Regions from separate parts of the Homo sapiens genome. Here region 1 is linked to region 2. Evidence: chromatin loops called from intact Hi-C (ENCODE). Cell type or tissue: K562. All regions are shown on one strand. Links, peaks and the distances in the headings refer to the core of each region. The heading gives the core; the rest is flanking DNA. Region 1 overlaps RAVER2 (ribonucleoprotein, PTB binding 2). Region 2 has its middle 19 kb from the start of LINC01359.

Evidence for each region. Hi-C counts contacts between places; a loop is a spot of excess contacts. Peaks named below come from ENCODE experiments on the same cell type or tissue, not always from the same donor. Only the 100,000 strongest peaks of a DNase experiment are listed, where the experiment ranks them.
Region 1: it touches region 2 in a loop (2.6-fold over the local background); 2 of 110 quality-filtered maps call a loop at or near these places.

What each region holds. Positions count from the first base shown.
Region 1 is chr1:64,831,788-64,836,113 of GRCh38, reverse strand. RAVER2 (ribonucleoprotein, PTB binding 2) reads right to left here. Exons shown (of 12, transcript NM_001366165.2): 12 at 2,882-4,326. JAK1 (Janus kinase 1) reads left to right here. Exons shown (of 25, transcript NM_002227.4): 23 at 1-16; 24 at 608-718; 25 at 1,457-2,885. The coding sequence ends at 1,552. Among named protein-coding and RNA genes, the nearest start is that of RAVER2, 89 kb to the right of the region's middle. In K562, for the core only: a CTCF peak has its summit at 1,831; no DNase peak of the experiment used is centred there.
Region 2 is chr1:65,018,922-65,023,322 of GRCh38, reverse strand. It overlaps a transcript of JAK1 not described here and the pseudogene RNU6-1176P. Among named protein-coding and RNA genes, the nearest start is that of LINC01359, 19 kb to the right of the region's middle. In K562, for the core only: a CTCF peak has its summit at 2,349 (motif pointing right); DNase peaks (open chromatin) are centred at 1,322 and 2,362.

The sequences.
Region 1 (4,326 bases), core at 1-4,000, 190 kb after region 2:
TTCTAGTCCCATGGCTGTAAGTCCTACTTTTCTCTTCATTTGAATCCAGTACCCATTTAAAATGTGTCCATCCCTCTGCTTGGTTAACTTTTGTTTTTAAATGGAATCCAATGAATGTATTATAATGGAAAATGTCACTTTCCCATTAACTTGGTTTGCTACTTGACAGTTATTTGTGAATCTCTAAAGTCTTGCTTTCACAACGAGCCCGGAGTTCTATAGGATGACCTTGACTCTCAAGGATCTTATCTGTGTAGAGATGAAGGGCAGTTTTATGGGAAAATGAGCAAGTTAAGTGGGGTAGCACTGGGTAGGGACCAGCCTTGTCTGTGCCTCCTTCATTCCTAAATCAGATCATTTTCTTGGGAACAGACTCCTTGACCAGCACAAGCACAAGGAGTGGTTGGTAGAGTCTAAGACACTGGTTAGAGACAGATCATTGAAAGCTAATAAGGATTTTGGATTTTTATTTAAAGTTACTAAGGAGAAAAGCCTTTTTATTGCTACTTAAATTTCCAGTTGATTGTAGAAATTTCACCTTAATCTGTTTGGCATTTATGTAAATACTTGCAAAGTTAAACGTTTTGTTTGATTTTATTTTATATAGTTGTTCCTGAAAATGATAGGCCCAACCCATGGCCAGATGACAGTCACAAGACTTGTGAATACGTTAAAAGAAGGAAAACGCCTGCCGTGCCCACCTAACTGTCCAGATGAGGTATCTATGGGCCACGTCACAGTAATAACACTCCATTTCTATTATGTTTTCGCAGCTTGAGTTGTCCAGCAATGGGTAGAGGGGAGAGCGAGGAAATGATGCAGTGAAGTCCTTGTAAAATAGTTTTCTGAAGCTGAATTTCACATAAGATAACTGAGAAATCGCCTTTGGGGCTAGATGATAGCCACCAGTTAGGTTCAGAGCAAGGATTCCCTCCAAAAGCCAGCCCCTCTTTATCCACTTGCTTGCCCCAGAGGGACAGGTTTTGGTGTAGCCTTAGTGTGACAAATACATATAATTGCATTTTTTGTGTGTAAGTTTATCCCACTTATTAGCATTTATAATTCAGTTTTCTAAGTGAATTGAGCCTTTAATACTAAACTCTTGAGACTGTGTAAGACACACTGAACAGTATGAGTCAGAGAGTGAGGCAGCCAGTCTGGAAAGTTCAAGTCTGAACTGAGATTCTGCTTCACCCTCTAACTGGTTTACAGGAATGACCTGGATTTTATTGCAGCCAGTCAACCCTTGAGCTTCTCAAATGTTAAAATATTATTTATGAACTAGAGTTGTATCCCATTTTCTGTGTTTTAAACTATTCAAATACTCTTGTTTTTCTAGTCTTTAAGGAAAAGTCATTGCATTTCCAAAATTATTTTCTTACTCTTGATATTTCTGTTATTTTTTAAAGTTCCCAGATCTAACATTTTTACTGTTGTTACTTCTTTCTTTTTACAGGTTTATCAACTTATGAGGAAATGCTGGGAATTCCAACCATCCAATCGGACAAGCTTTCAGAACCTTATTGAAGGATTTGAAGCACTTTTAAAATAAGAAGCATGAATAACATTTAAATTCCACAGATTATCAAGTCCTTCTCCTGCAACAAATGCCCAAGTCATTTTTTAAAAATTTCTAATGAAAGAAGTTTGTGTTCTGTCCAAAAAGTCACTGAACTCATACTTCAGTACATATACATGTATAAGGCACACTGTAGTGCTTAATATGTGTAAGGACTTCCTCTTTAAATTTGGTACCAGTAACTTAGTGACACATAATGACAACCAAAATATTTGAAAGCACTTAAGCACTCCTCCTTGTGGAAAGAATATACCACCATTTCATCTGGCTAGTTCACCATCACAACTGCATTACCAAAAGGGGATTTTTGAAAACGAGGAGTTGACCAAAATAATATCTGAAGATGATTGCTTTTCCCTGCTGCCAGCTGATCTGAAATGTTTTGCTGGCACATTAATCATAGATAAAGAAAGATTGATGGACTTAGCCCTCAAATTTCAGTATCTATACAGTACTAGACCATGCATTCTTAAAATATTAGATACCAGGTAGTATATATTGTTTCTGTACAAAAATGACTGTATTCTCTCACCAGTAGGACTTAAACTTTGTTTCTCCAGTGGCTTAGCTCCTGTTCCTTTGGGTGATCACTAGCACCCATTTTTGAGAAAGCTGGTTCTACATGGGGGGATAGCTGTGGAATAGATAATTTGCTGCATGTTAATTCTCAAGAACTAAGCCTGTGCCAGTGCTTTCCTAAGCAGTATACCTTTAATCAGAACTCATTCCCAGAACCTGGATGCTATTACACATGCTTTTAAGAAACGTCAATGTATATCCTTTTATAACTCTACCACTTTGGGGCAAGCTATTCCAGCACTGGTTTTGAATGCTGTATGCAACCAGTCTGAATACCACATACGCTGCACTGTTCTTAGAGGGTTTCCATACTTACCACCGATCTACAAGGGTTGATCCCTGTTTTTACCATCAATCATCACCCTGTGGTGCAACACTTGAAAGACCCGGCTAGAGGCACTATGGACTTCAGGATCCACTAGACAGTTTTCAGTTTGCTTGGAGGTAGCTGGGTAATCAAAAATGTTTAGTCATTGATTCAATGTGAACGATTACGGTCTTTATGACCAAGAGTCTGAAAATCTTTTTGTTATGCTGTTTAGTATTCGTTTGATATTGTTACTTTTCACCTGTTGAGCCCAAATTCAGGATTGGTTCAGTGGCAGCAATGAAGTTGCCATTTAAATTTGTTCATAGCCTACATCACCAAGGTCTCTGTGTCAAACCTGTGGCCACTCTATATGCACTTTGTTTACTCTTTATACAAATAAATATACTAAAGACTTTACATGCATATGCCTTTTAATATTAAGATTTCATTTTCAAAGCATTTCAAACAATTTGCTTACATAGAAAAATAACAGTATAGTTTTGGGGGGAGGAAGGGGTGGGTTACGGTCCTTACTACTAACAAACAAACAAACACCACTTGATTTGCACTTCTTCACTGTTGTGCCCAGTGATTGATAACGGGGCACAGGCCAGTATGGATGGCATGTCCACTGTGCTGTAGTCCAGACACCTTTGTTTGTTTGTTTTAGTTCCTTCAACCTCTTCCTGCTTTGACTGACTGACTTTTTGCAGCTCTGTTGCAAAATTCACCATCTTTCCTTTCTTCTGTTTGTTTGTTTGTTTGTACTATAGTGGAGGTGTGACTAAGCATTGAAGAGGCTGAATGCAACAGGAAAATGGGAAAGAGAAGTGCAGGGCCTGAAAAACCCATTAGTCATCTGCTATATCACTGAATGATGCCTAATTCTTATCAGTTACTTATAGGTAGTATACTTAGAAATTACCTTAAACTTTCTAGCTGTCAGTCATTTTCCAACAGAAGCTAGTATATGCAATAAATTAGACCAAGTGAAATTCTTTACAAAGCATACAACATATGTACCAATTCTAGACTTCATAATTAAAACAGGATATCCACATCATAGTTAAAAATAACAAGTCCCCAAAGTGACGAGATATTTAATGATCTGATTTCAAAAAGCCCCGGATTGAGATCCCAAATTCCCTATCAATTAATTACAGTCTTATAACATAAACAAACTTAGAAATTTCTAGATGGCAAAAGGTTTCTCATGCATTTAATACCAAGGTCTTCAAGAAATGGTGATGTCAAAAGTCATCATAGTCCATAAAGATAAAACTTCTTTCACAAGTAAATTGGGTTAAATAACTGATTTTTCACCCTAACACACTATCAAAAAGAGTGAGAGAGAAAGCAGAGAGTGAGGTATAGCTTATTAGCTCAAAATGGTTATAAATACTGTGACTCCTTAAGACTCCATCAGAAAGTGCAGTATTGACTGCTTTACTATACTATATTGTGGAAATAATAGGGCATTTAGTGATCAAAATAGGCCCCATTCTAGTCATTAGATCATTACTAGTCTACGCTATGAAATGAGCACAGAAACCCATGTTCCTTTCCACTTACAAGTCTGTCTAAAGGCTAAAGGTCTGTCTTTAGGTGAATTGAAAGGAATAGTTGCTATTAGAATTAGTGCTATTAGATCAGGGATCAGCAAACTATATATAAATGGCCAGATACTTGAAATTTTAGGCCATATGGTCTTTGTAGGCCATACAGTCTCTGTTGAAGCTAATCAGTTCTGCCCTTGTAGCGTAAGAGTGCCACAGACAACACGTAAATGAATGAGCATGGCAACGTCCCAATAAAAGTTTATTTATGGACACTGAAATCTGAATTTCATATAAATTTC
Region 2 (4,401 bases), core at 309-4,308:
GGAATTCAAGACCAGCCTGGGCAACATAGCTTGACAAAAATAAAAAATAAAAATTAGCCCAGTATGGCTACGTATGCCTGTGTCTCCAGATACTTGGGAGGCTGAGGTGGGAGAATCACTTAAGCCTAGGGGATTGAGGTTGCAGTGAGCCATGATCACTCCACTGTACTTCAGCTTGGGTGACAGAACGAGACCCTACCTCTAAAATTTAAAAAAAAGTCATTGAACCGAACCTTAACATCAGCGTATTAAATACTTCACTTAAAAATAATTAATAGTTGGAATGATACAGAGAAGATTAGCATGGCCCCTGTGTAAGGATGACAGGAAAAAAAATTCTATGTTTTAAATGTTTACTGCTTCCTCACTTTTCATGAGAAAAAAAGCATCCACTGAATTTATATGATCTAACAGGTGTGAAAAACTCCCTATCAAAAAATATCATTCCCCACCAACTTAAGAATAGACTGAATTTCCCCTGATTAGTTTCTCCTTTGATATACACATTGAAAGCCCTAAATAAAATGCTATATTAATTTTTCCCAATGAATATTTTAGCATGACACTAATGTATGAAGTTGGTTCTCCTCCCTCTTAGCAAGGTACTGCAACCCACTATTGACTATGTTAAAGTCTAAAAATAAAGAAGATAATAAAAGTAATAAAATGGTGATTACCTTCTTCAAGTTGCTTAGAAGTCTGAAGAGGCACCAACTCTTACAAACTAAATTTTCACTTTGGCTGACTCAGTCTCATTTCTTAATTTTTTCTTTACATCACCCCACCTCCCAGCCTTATGCCTCATCACTTACTACCTACTGATCAGTTTAATGGGCCTCAGAAAGGCTATGGAAATCCTAAAATGCAGAGTCATTTACAAACTTCCCTCACATGAGCCCTCCAATCCCTATGGGTGCACTGGAATATCCATTTTGTTGGTGATTTATGGGTTAGAAAGAGCCCTTAATTGCTTCACTAGCATGGACTTCTCTGTGACCAAGAAAAAATAAAAAAATAAAAAAATGGCAATGTGGGCTCCTTTGAGAGAAAGGAGAGGGGACATTACACAAGAAAAATGTTATTTTCCAATATCAAGAAAATTCATTAGCAAACACATTAAAATGCACTCAAGTAGTCATCACCCTGAATTGTTTTGGAAAAGGCCCTGCTTTGGAAAAACACAGGGCAAAAACATTACTCTTGTAGCTTGGCACAATGAGATGGCAGGATGACAAATGTCTTATTCTCTACTGTGCCTTAATATTTAGAGGACATCTGCTACTGTGTATTCCTCCCTCCCTTGAGTCACCTTTATCACAGTCTAACGTTGTGTTATTGCTGTTTCCCATGTCCACCTGTTACAGTGATAAGACACAGCTGTACTCCTCCAGTATGTGGGAAGCAAATGAGTCTGAAAGTCAGGAGGCTGAGCTTCTAGTTCCATTGTTGTACTAACTATGCACTCTTAGGCAAATATTGCAAATTCTCTTGGTTTTAGTGTCCTCTTCTAAAAAAATGGGAAGTATAATAGACATGGTTCCAATGAAATGGAAGCTAAGTCTTACCCCCAGGCATTAGGGGTTCCTTAGGTCATAGAACCAATATATAGAAAAGGGGTAATATATCCTTAACAGCAGTAATTAGATTGCTGCTACCTAGCGGGGATAGACAGGGAGAGCTATGTTTAGAACTCAGGGATTCAATGAACAACTTCTTAGCATTCCTTGGCCCACTGTTCTGGTGAATGGAAAAGTGCAGCCACCCAATAAAGACAAGATTATCAATGCCTCATATCCTACACGCAACGAAGTTTGGGTCTCTCCAAATCTACTTTGGAAAATAGGCAAAAGCATCTTTACTATGGGACAAGTAGCCTGGGACAAGGAAAAAGGTAAAACACATCCTGCTGAAGTGCCGATGGAAGGAAAGAACAGAAGTGGGAGGTGGAAGAAGGTAGCCTTGAGTACCAATGTACGCCTTGTCATCAGCTGCAGAAGCAGGGATTATAACAGCTATAATTTAAATCCCTTGGTCATTTCTCCTTCTCCCCAAACCTTGTATTTTAAAAGAAAAACACTGGAAGTGGCTACCACTTTAGATTCAGACGGACATGTGAACAACTTCTCATCACTTCGGATCTACTCTTTGCCCAGCTCCATTCTGCTGGGTTCTCTGGGTGGTTGACCTAAATGCATTGCATCCACAGATTCTCTTGTCTTCTGGCTTCTGGTTGGGTTCACCAACAAGGAGCACAGACAGAAGATTGGGAGAGGGAAGGGAGAGGAGCAAAATCAGGGTATTTATCCCCTTTGTATGCGGTCACTGTGGTGTGGACTGGCTCTGTCTTTCCACTAGAGGTCATAGCTCAAGTTGAGTAGCTCTCTCCACATAGCTCTATCTCCTGGTTCTAATAAAGGCTTTCTTTCCCTGCCCCAAAGGGTGGGAAAGGCACCCCAAGTTACTAGTTCTAGAGTATTTTGTTACCACATTTGAGCTCCTTAAACCCTGCCCACACCTTTGTAGATGGTCCTTTTAAATTAAACTCTTCTCAAATTACCAAATTTGTACAAATAATTTCTTTTCTAGTGGAGCCCTAACTAATATGGACAAGTTTCTTATAGGAACCACAAGTGGTAATTGTAAAATCAGATAAGATTTATTAAAATGTGTGTGAAGTTTCTTTGAAGAATATAATGCCTTTGTAGAAGTTCAAATGAGACATATGCAGTACATATAGAAAAGTGCATAAAGCATATATGTGCAGTTTGAATGATTATAAAATGAACATCTACATAACCAGTACTGTGATCCAGATATAAAATTTTGCTGCCTCCCCAGAAGCACAGTGAATCGTTTCCAGTTTCAAGCTACTCAGAACAATGATGCTGAGAAAATTCTTGTACTTGTCTGTAGTACACATTGCAAGAGTTTCTCTAGGACAGTGGTTCACAGTCTTTTGGTGATAATGTGGATTGGTGATGAGAGTTCTCATAGGCTGTTGCTGAGAGTATAAATTAGCACAACCACTTTGAAAGAGTGTGGCATTGTCTAACAGAACTAAAGTTATACACAGCTTTTTTTTTTTTTTTTTTTTTTTGAGACGGAGTTTTGCTCTTTTTGCCCAAGCTGGAGTGCAATGGCGTGATCTCAGCTCACTGCAACCTCCGCCTCCCGGGTTCAAGCGATTCTCCTGCTTCAGCCTCCCATGTAGCTAGGATTACAGGCATGCACCAGCACACCTGGCTAATTTTATACTTTTAGTAGAGATGGGGTTTCACCATGTTGGCCAGGCTGGTCTTGAACTTCTGACCTCAGATGATCTGCCCACCTTGGCCTCCCAAAGTGCTTTGATTACAGGCGTGAGCCACCACGCTCTGCCTTCTTCTTCTTCTTCTTCTTTTTTTTTTGAGACAGAGTCTCGCTCTGTCACCCAGGCTGGAGTGCAGTGGCATGATCTCGGCTCACTGCAACCTCTGCCTCCCGGGTTCAAGCAATTCTCCTGCTTTAGCCTCTCAAGTAGATGGGATTACAGGTGCCTGCCACCACACCTTGCTAATTTTTGAATTTTAATAAAGATGGGGTTTCATAATGTTGGTCAGGCTGGTCTTGAACTCCTGGTCTCAGGTGATCCACCCACATTGGCCTCCCAAAGTGTTAGGATTACAGGAGTGAGCCACCATGCCCGGCCTCACATCTTCTGACATAGCAACTTCGCTATTTTGCATGATGTTTGCTACAGATTTTCTGTAGGTACCCTATTTCACTTAAAAGTTTCCTTTTATTTCAAGTTTGCTGATTTTTAAAATTAAGAATACATATTGACTTTTTTTTTTAACCATTCACTTTTCCTAAATATATTGGGGGGGGGGTCATATGGGTTCTCTCCTTTATTCTATTAACATGACAAATTACATTGTTTCATTTTCAAATATTAAACCAATTTTGTATTCCTAGGATACACTTGCTTTTCTATATTATCTTTTTGTATTGCTGGATTCAGTTTGCTAATATATTGTTTCAGATTTTTTTCAACATACATCCATAGGTCAAATTAGATTGTAATTTTATTTTGACATAGTCTTCACATGAATTTTAGTGTCTTATGAGTTTGAGAGTTGTTCCTTCTTGTATGTGTTTATGTAATATTAAAATACTTTGTTCCTTAAAAGATTGGTGGAAGTCATATGAAAGGCTTCTGGTCCTGGAATTTTCTTTGTGGATTTTCTGTAAACGATTCAACTTATTTAATGATCATAGGATTGTTCGAGATTTTTGTTTTTGTTTTTTGTATTATTTTTATTTTTATTTTTTTGAGACGGAATCTCACTCTGTCCCCCACGATGGAGGGCAGTGGCGCGATCTTGGCTCACTGCAAGCTCCGCCTCCTGGGTTCACCCCGTT